Linked DNA regions of Homo sapiens: region 2 is linked to region 1. Evidence: read pairs that join two places in POLR2A ChIA-PET (ENCODE). Cell type or tissue: PC-9. All regions are shown on one strand. Links, peaks and the distances in the headings refer to the core of each region. The heading gives the core; the rest is flanking DNA.

Region 1 (4,391 bases), core at 250-4,249:
GGATGGCTGAGGAGGTGGTACTGCTCTCAGGCCTCTTGTCTGGCTTGAATAACTGGGGAAGCATTCACAGCAGTGCCACCTCCAGCCAAAAACCCTGTGTGAACGCAAAGCAGTTATACTGCTGGCCTTTTGGAGATGACTACACAAATCTCTTCCTCTTTCACTGTCTTGAAGCAGGAATTCCAAACCTGCCACCACACCCCGGCCCTGCCTGTGGGGTAGCATCAGCCACAAATGACTTCACAGCAAACAAAGGGATGCCCTCCATTTCTGCAGCCTCAGTTACTCCACAAAGCCTACCTCTTCTAAACAATAGAGAAGATCTGAAATGAAACCCAGGGAGCTCTTATACAAATGACAATGATTCCAAGGCTGGAGAGCTCAAATATTTTTTATAACTTTATAATTGGATGACATGTGCTTTTAAAATAACAATGACTTTTTGTTGCCAGTATTTCCTGAATGCTGGCCCAGACCTCAGGGATGACCTGAATGGTGAAGAGGGGTGACTGCAAACAGGGTGGATAAAAGAACCACGATGAAAACATGCTTCAGTGCACCTTGGAGGTGTGAAGCTGGCCTCAGTGCTGGGAAATCACAGCTGCAGAGGGCACCTCCCAGAGCATGCAGACAACAGGCAGGTACCCCAGCGGGGAAGGAGCTAAGCCACTGGGGAAGCACTGAGGAGGGGGATGGTGGGCAAAGCATTCATCTCTGTGGTCACTTTCACATCAGTGTGTACCTCAGCAAGCAGCAGGGTTTTCTAGCATGCACTCCCAAAAGTTAAAAATACATGAAACACACAGTATTCAACCTCACAAGCAAGAACACAGAATAAAAAACAAGGTATGAGTCCTTGCACCAATCCTGCCATCCTGTTCATAAGAAGTGCCCTTCACCTCCAGGTCCCAGCCCCTCTCATCTTGGCAAACCCTTTGTTCCTGCAATTACCAACCCTTTCTGATTTACCTGAGCTGACACGGGACTCGGGTTGCGGGGGGAGCGTTTGAAAAGCTCCTCAGGTGATTCTCATGGGCAGCTACAGCTGAGAACTGCTGTTGGTGAAAAAACCTACATCACATTGTCTCTCCCTTTGGTAAACCCTATCTTTTCACTACAAGTAAAACACAGCTGGGTGTGTTTTCCATATTCTGAGGCCCTGGGCAGTTCTGTGGCCTCAGCTCTCTCCAACTTCCCTTGATCAGCCACTTTCCAGCCACTGGACCTCCAGGTCCTCCACCACCAGCACTTGCTCTCGTGCCCGGTCATTGCACTCGCTTTTCCTTCCATGTGGACACTTGGTCCATGGATTTTTACATGGCTGCCTCCTTCTCATGAGGCACCTTCCTATTCAGCTGCCAGCTCCTCAAAGATACCTTTCAGAGCCACCTGAGCTAAAGCAAATTACCCCACCACAGTCACTCTCGAGTCCATTATCTTGTTTATCTTCTTCAGAGCATTCATCAGCACTCAAATTCTCTTACTTATTTGTTCTCCTGTCATTGTCTATCTCCTCTCACTAGATTGTAAGCTCTCTGAGGACAGAACTTTGTTGGCCTAGAATGGTGCCTGGCACTTAGTAGGAGTTTGATAAATATCAGATCGACTGGCAGTGTAAGAAAGGAAACAAATCGGGACATCAAGGTAAAGCAAGTTGCCTGATGATCTACTTGGTCATGGCATCACAGCATGAGGTACACACCCTGCACATCCTCATTGTCTTGTCTTTTCTCTTCTCTTTTCTTCCTTCCTTCCTCCCTCCCTCTCTTCTTTTTCTTTCCTTCTTTCCTTTTTTCTTTCCTTTCCTCCTTCCCTCTCTCCTTCCCTCTCTTCCTTCCTTCCTTCCTACCTTCCTTTCTCTTTCTGTCTCTCTCTTTCTCTCTCTCTTTCTTTCTTTTTCTCCTTTATTCTAACTCTTCAGCCACATCAGGGACCACACAGGCAAGTGAATGGCACAGGCTGGGGACATGGTGACTGCAGATCATATCCTGGCCACAGAATGGAGGTACCACTCAGCTCCGATCATGCCCCATTGTGGCTGCATGGAATGGGGACCCAGTGTTGCCAGATTTTCTGATTTTTCACAAGAAGTCATAAATCTGGATTCTTCCATGAGATTCTTCTACCTTTTAAATGTTGGAAATGAATTAAAAAAAAATACTTGTCTGTCAAGTATGATGCTCAGGTGGGGGCTGTGATCTTTGGTATGTATCTTCCAGGCTCTCCCCAATTCTCTGTGACTGTAAGCCTATCTCTCTTCATCAAATCTTGTTGATGGAGGGAGAACCAGTTCTGTCAGCTCCTGGTAAAGTGGTTTCCACTTTTTTTGACCACACACAGTCAGAAATCAGTTTGTAATATGACCCTGAACACACACTGAAGACCGAAGTAAAGTCTCTTGAAGCAATACTTACCCCTATCGTGTGTCATGTATTCTGACATTTTCTATTATATTCTATTCTACTTCATTTTTTAAAAATGCTGGTGTGATCCACTAAATTGATTGTCATCCCACTTCTGGGTCCTTTTCCACAGTTTGAGAAACCCTTAGTATGCCCTGGATGGGGAGTGATTCCAATTGTTGGTGGGACTCCTCAGGCTGTGATCTTTAGCCTCTCTGTTCCCAGGTTTAGGTGCCTGGCAGCAATTCTCAGGCAGTAGAAGTCCCATTCAAATTTTGCTTACATGCTCACACGGGATCAGAAGGGCATTCTCAAAGAAATAAGCTTAATGTGCATTATAAGAATCTTATCATTTTCATTAATTTCTAATAAAATTAACAACTTTTTGAACTCTAATTTAAAAATCATTTATTTCTAATATACATGAACCATCCACTAGGGAATACTTATCCTAATATTCTTTTTTTTCTTTTTTGTTGAGACAGTCTTGCTCGTCACCCACGCTGGGGTGCAGTGGCACGATCTCAGCTCACTGCAACCTCCACCTCCTGGTTTCAAGCACTTCTCCTGCCTCAGCCTCCCGAGTAGCTGGGATTACAGGCACGTGCCACCACACCCAGCTAAGTTTTGTATTTTTAGTAGAGACAGGGTTTTACCATGTTGGCCAGGCTGGTCTCGAACTCCTCATCTCAGGTGATCTGGCCGCTTTGGCCTCCCAAAGTGCTGGGATTACAGGCATGAGCCACCGCGCCCAGTCACTTATCCTAATTTCCTTTTCCTACCAACTGTAATATTTAGGTATTCCTTATAAGCACCCAGAAAAATATATGAACAATGTTTCTTAGCCAGCTTTTGCCCAATATTAACTAATCTTAGTTAATATAAAAATCATCCAGGGTTAGGAAAAATCATATAAAATTAGCTTTTGTGTGCAAATTCAAGAAGCATGCCTGTCCCCAGAGATTACAGGATGTTACATGGCCTTACAGTCGGAGGGAGGAAGGGATCTGTCCGGCAGAAGGGCCCGCTGGGAGGCAGCCCTGAATAAGCGAGCCCTGGCGTTGCTTACTCTTCTAATCTTCGCAGGGTCCACTGGGGGCTTAGGAAAGGAAAAGCAGGAATCCTCCTCTCTGGTGGGAGATGCTGGAACTTTCGGTTTCTGGAAAGAGATTTTTTTAAATAACTGGAATGACTTTCTGCGTCTCAAATAACACTTACCTCAGAGCTGGCCACAACCCTTCCAGAAGAGCACAAGGCCTATCTGCCTGCCTTCATCTTGGCTTCCTGATTCTACCAACTCACTGGCCCATCTTACATAATGTGATATATGTATACATAAAGCACTTTTTAATTGTTTTTCTTAATCATATTGTATTAACTACTCTGCTGTGCTATTACCATACTTGAGTAAAACAGTTTACCCATGCTAGCAAACAGATATTATCTGTATAAAAGACTACAAAATTGGCCGGGCGCAGTGGCTCATGCCTGCAATCCCAGCACTTTGGGAGGCCGAGGCAGGTGGATCACTTGAGGTCAGGAGTTCAAGACCAGCCTTACCAATATGGTGAAACCCCATCTCCACTAAAAATACAAAAATAGGCTGGGCATGGTGGCGCATGCTTGTAGTCCCAGCTACTCAGTAGGCTGAGGCAGGAGAATTGCTTGAACCCAGGAGTTGGAGGTTGCAGTGAGCCAAGACTGCACCACTGCACTCCAGCCTGGGTGACAGAGCAAGACTCCATCCCGCCCCCCCACCCCCAAATAAAAAAAGACTACAAAATTACATATAGCATATTCAACATGCTTTAAAAATTTCTGAGTTCAATTCAGTTCAGAAAACATTTGTTGAGTACCTACATGTACCAAGAATTATGTGGAATGTAAGTGGTACATTTACATATTTTGGATGCCACAAATGTATTTTTTTAATGATATCAAAATTTTTAAATAAGTTAGGTGGAAAAGTCATAAAACATAAAAGCAAAA
Region 2 (4,391 bases), core at 226-4,225, 220 kb after region 1:
AAAAACTTCAGCTTCAGGGACAAATGTACCAGCTTGTCCCCAACGTGGGCCGAAAGGTTTAAAGAACCCTTAAAACACCTCTATCACAATGTGTCTAAAGAGAGTGCAGTGGTAAGAATACTCTTTATTTCATTTTTATGTCCATCTTCTCTTTTACAAAACAATTTACACTGAAGGAAGCCCTGCACTGGGGCAGAAACCCGTTAGGTGTAGTTAATCAGTTACAGAACTGGCAATCAGTGGCATAACCCTTCCAGGAGGCAGGTGCAATAGGTGTGTGAAGGAGGCAGCATGATGGAATTCACATTTCACAGTCCTGCTGCCTAGAGATTCCTTTGTTTGGTCCACCTTGAATAAATCAGCATAAAGATGACTGCACCTAGCAGAATCTGGCAATTATTTTTCTTGTTATAATGAAGACCGTTTTCTATTGCAAGATACAATTATTGCTAATACTAAAGTATCCATGATCTCTACATACATGCTAACTGGTTGTGAAGACACATGGACCCCAAACAGATCAGATTAGGTGTGAGAGAGAAGCTTCCTGAAATGAAAAGTATTCCACCAATAATTTACAAAGGGGATAATTCCCACAGGCAGGATAAAAACATTCTTTGACTATCTCTTGGCTCTTTGGGAAGATTAAATAAAGCTCTGCATGCAAACTACTCAGTGAAGTGCCAAGTACAAAAGCAGCTCCCAACAACTGTTAGATCCCACACGGAAGCAGTGACATCATAAATGTTAACTTACTGTTTTCCGAGCATCATATACTTTAAGCCAAAAGGTTCCAGGGCGGCCCCTTCCAGGAAAGGATTTCAAACTTTAAAAAAGTATTTCAGAGGTGCCGTGCCAGTCAGAAGTAACTGGTAATTTCTTAAATTTTGTACCCTACGTCCGCTTCAGCCCTTCCAAACCATGTTTACCTTGTGGAGACTGTCCACTCACCCAGACACCAGCTGCATGTGCTTCCCCTGGAACACAGAGAGGTTTTTGTCTGGAAGCAACATGTGGTATCAATTTATCTTTCTCAGCAACGACAACAAGAAATCTGCTCACTTTAAAAATAAAAAGCGAGTTGTGTAATTTAACTCTTAAAAGCCCCTGCTTTTTTTTTTTCTTTAAAGACAACCCCCTCCTCTCTCTTTTTTTTTTTGAGGTGGGGTGGGGTGGGGTGGGAGGAGGACTGTCTGGAGCAGCAAAATGAGTTATGGTTAACTCCAAAGCCAGGCCCACTACTTCCCACCAGGCCGACTGCAGGCGTCTCCTGGTCCTTACAAGGAATTTCAGGGGAAAGCACTGGAAAGGACTGTCTTTCAATACAGTGCTCACCCACTTTGTGTACAGGACCAGCATTTCAAGTGGGTCTCACTGCTTGACTTGTGGGTACTGACAATTCAGAATGAGGTTGCCAAATGCCTGAATTCTAACATACGCGTCTGCTGAACCACAGATGACAAAGGTTTTTTGAACAGCCCAATGGAACCCCAATTCACAGGGAGACCCAGAGGTCTGCGTGCCACAGGAGAGCACTGCAAACAGCTAGCTTCAGGAGCAGGCCCGGGTGGGCGCCTTCGGTGTATAATGACAGGATCTTTCAAAGGCAATTCTCTGGAAGAGGCCCTCAATTTCCCTTCAGTAGTAGTTCTTCACCCCGCCTATTAGAATCACCTGGGGAGACTTTAAACACTCACATCCCAGTCTCAGAGGTTTTGATTCAATAGATGGGGTAAGGCCTGGATATAGGTACATTTTTACAGCTCCCCAGATTATTCTAATGTGCAATTAGGGCCAAGAACCAATGGTCTTTCCTCCTTATATTTCCATTGACTGAGGATCTGATTCCAATCTAATGATTCCCAGTCTCCTTAGATCTGGTAACATAGCACAGTAACTTCCTTTAAGTCCAAGTTTCCATCATTGAGAAGATAAAGGTGAGAACTGGGATGAGAGATTAAAGCTGTGATTTTATGTGCAGAATAAGAGCTAGGGTAATTTTATTTTATTTTAGGTAACTGAGGTCCAGATCTGCTTTTCTTTTGAAAATCATGAGGTGAGGGGAAAGATCCTTGACCTTACCCTGCCTTGGGGACAGTCACCTCATTCTGCTCTGTGATGCTTCTCCACCCAGCATGCACAGGCATGGACAGAAAGAAGGCATGTGGACTTTCACAAAACTAGGAATTGATATAGCCAAAGAAGGAAGGAATGGAACACTAACTGATCCTTGTAATTTCCTTAGATATTGCTAGAATCTAGTTTTTAGCTGCCTACTCCCTTCTGCTAGATTTTATCTACTTTGGGACTAAGATGTTGTTCAAAAGCAGGTGCAGAAAGTATGACAGCATAAAAATGTATCTGAGATCAGAGAGAGTTATTACGTCATATATAATACCAGCTATAATGGCCAAAACCAATTTTCAGATTGAGAAGAAAACATAAACTTTCATGTAAAAGATTGCACAAACAACCTGATATGTAAATCTAGCTCCACTCTACTCTTGCCTAAAGCTTAAAAGTTTAAACCATTAAGGGACTTAAAAAAAAAAAAAAAGACGATGCTCTAAAGTAAACATTGTTGGGAACTTGGCTGAATAATTAAATTTCCAGTTAGAAACAAGATTTCCCGTTAAACTGCTGACGATAACCCTCTACCCACAGAGATGGCCTTTGGAAACTAACATTTAAGTTTTCAAGCAGCAAGCAAGCGACAGGTTCTGGTCCCTCATAAAAAGAATAAAATCATCATCTGGTCATCAGAATAATGAATCAATTTTCTATCCAAACAAAATGAGACATATGAGGCTTTCCCAAGGGGAGAAAGGGCTGGGTACACAATTTATCCTGCCCTCAACTGAAAAAGAAATCCTAGATAGGAAGAAAGTTCTCTTAAATAGCATGAAAAAGATGACTACCACTATACTCCACACACGGTTCTGTTGGGTTTTCTAGGGTGGATTTTATTTTCATATTAATTATTATTATTTTTTCTTTTAGTAATCTTCTTTTCAAGCTCTTCCACAGCTGTTTGTGCTCTTGGAGGGCAAGAGAGAACATTCCATTCCTCACAGCCAAACCTGCACTTCCGGCACACAGAGAACCCTGGCAGTCTTGCAACCTCTGCCCACACCCACTCCCTGCAGCATCCTGCCCCTCCCCACAAACTCTCCTATTTCTAGCCCCAGGTCCCTCTCCCCATAGACTGAGGAAGAAGCATCTAAAGGCGTGCAGTCAGCGAGATGACAGTCCCAGAAAGTAGGTTAAAGCTGCAGCATTTGGATGCCCCTGTTGTCTTTCTCCAAGCTTCTCCTGTGATGTTATTGAATCTGTTTCCCCTTCCCACAAGGTGCTCAGCAAACACATGCTACTGAAATTCTCTTTTAAGACCATGCTCAAATTAGCCACACAAAATGGTTGCCTCAAAGAGTTAACAGGCATGAAGTTATAAAAGCCATGAAGTGGAACAGAAATAGTTTTATTATTAATATTCACTTAGCTTAAACAAAATAAGGCTGCACCTTTTTCCAGTTTGAAAACTTACTGTGTGTGGAAATCGAATAAAAGGGCATAGGAAACATGCATCCAGAACTCAGGAGCACATCCAAGAATTTAGCATCACTTTCATGACATATGACAAGCAACCAGGGCAGGAAGCTCAGTAAAAATAGCAATAGCTGGGGAACATGGAGAGGGCCAGGAAACCCTCTTTCTATGAAACAGGCAGCCCCAACTTCACAGTCGCAGACCCTGAGGACCAAAGAGGCACAGTGCCACACCTGAATCCAATCAGCTCCTAAGTGTCAACAGAGCAGAGACAGACTCACACCACCTGGCCTTGAGGTGTAACCCACCACCCAGAAAGAGAACATTAGTACCAATGTCTGGATTAGCACACTAATAGCAAAGATAAAATGCAGGGTGCAGTCTGGCTCTTTAAACCAGATACCATGTTTTACTATAGCTTTAGCACCCGGCAGAGGGCCTGGTACATAGTAGGGGGTCAAAAAATTGTATCTGTTTAACCATTGAATTAATGGGAAGGGGGCAGGAGCCACAAAATAGACCTGAATTATACTTTAACATGAGATGTGATAAAACATTGAGACCAAAGAATGTCCTACATGAGTGAAGATGGAAGTAAGCTTCCACTGCAAAATGTGAAGTAGCATCTAGGTTGTTCTCAGGTTGAAAAGTCTCATCACTGGTATTAACTTCAATTAAACAGCCCAATTTCCAAAAACCTGAAAATATATACCAACAAGTAGGCTTTAAGGTCTCTAGAATAAGAGATGGAAAGAAGGGCAAACTGATAGGGTGTGTGCTACTCGGTGGAGCAAGGCCTTAGCAGGCATTTCAGGTCCATCCAGGGTGAAGAGCCGGCTCTCCAC

Evidence for each region. ChIA-PET counts read pairs that join two places held together with the same protein. Peaks named below come from ENCODE experiments on the same cell type or tissue, not always from the same donor. Only the 100,000 strongest peaks of a DNase experiment are listed, where the experiment ranks them.
Region 2: POLR2A ChIA-PET joins it to region 1 with 6 read pairs; 2 of 35 experiments call an interaction of 5 or more read pairs at or near these places.

Annotation. Positions count from the first base shown.
Region 1 is chr6:108,867,994-108,872,384 of GRCh38, reverse strand. It overlaps ARMC2 (armadillo repeat containing 2), which reads right to left. Exons shown (of 18, transcript NM_032131.6): 4 at 3,390-3,561. Among named protein-coding and RNA genes, the nearest start is that of ARMC2, 22 kb to the right of the region's middle. In PC-9, for the core only: no CTCF peak of the experiment used is centred there; a DNase peak (open chromatin) is centred at 2,294.
Region 2 is chr6:108,652,904-108,657,294 of GRCh38, reverse strand. All of the region lies in intron 1 of FOXO3 (forkhead box O3), which reads right to left. Among named protein-coding and RNA genes, the nearest start is that of FOXO3, 94 kb to the right of the region's middle. In PC-9, for the core only: no CTCF peak of the experiment used is centred there; no DNase peak of the experiment used is centred there.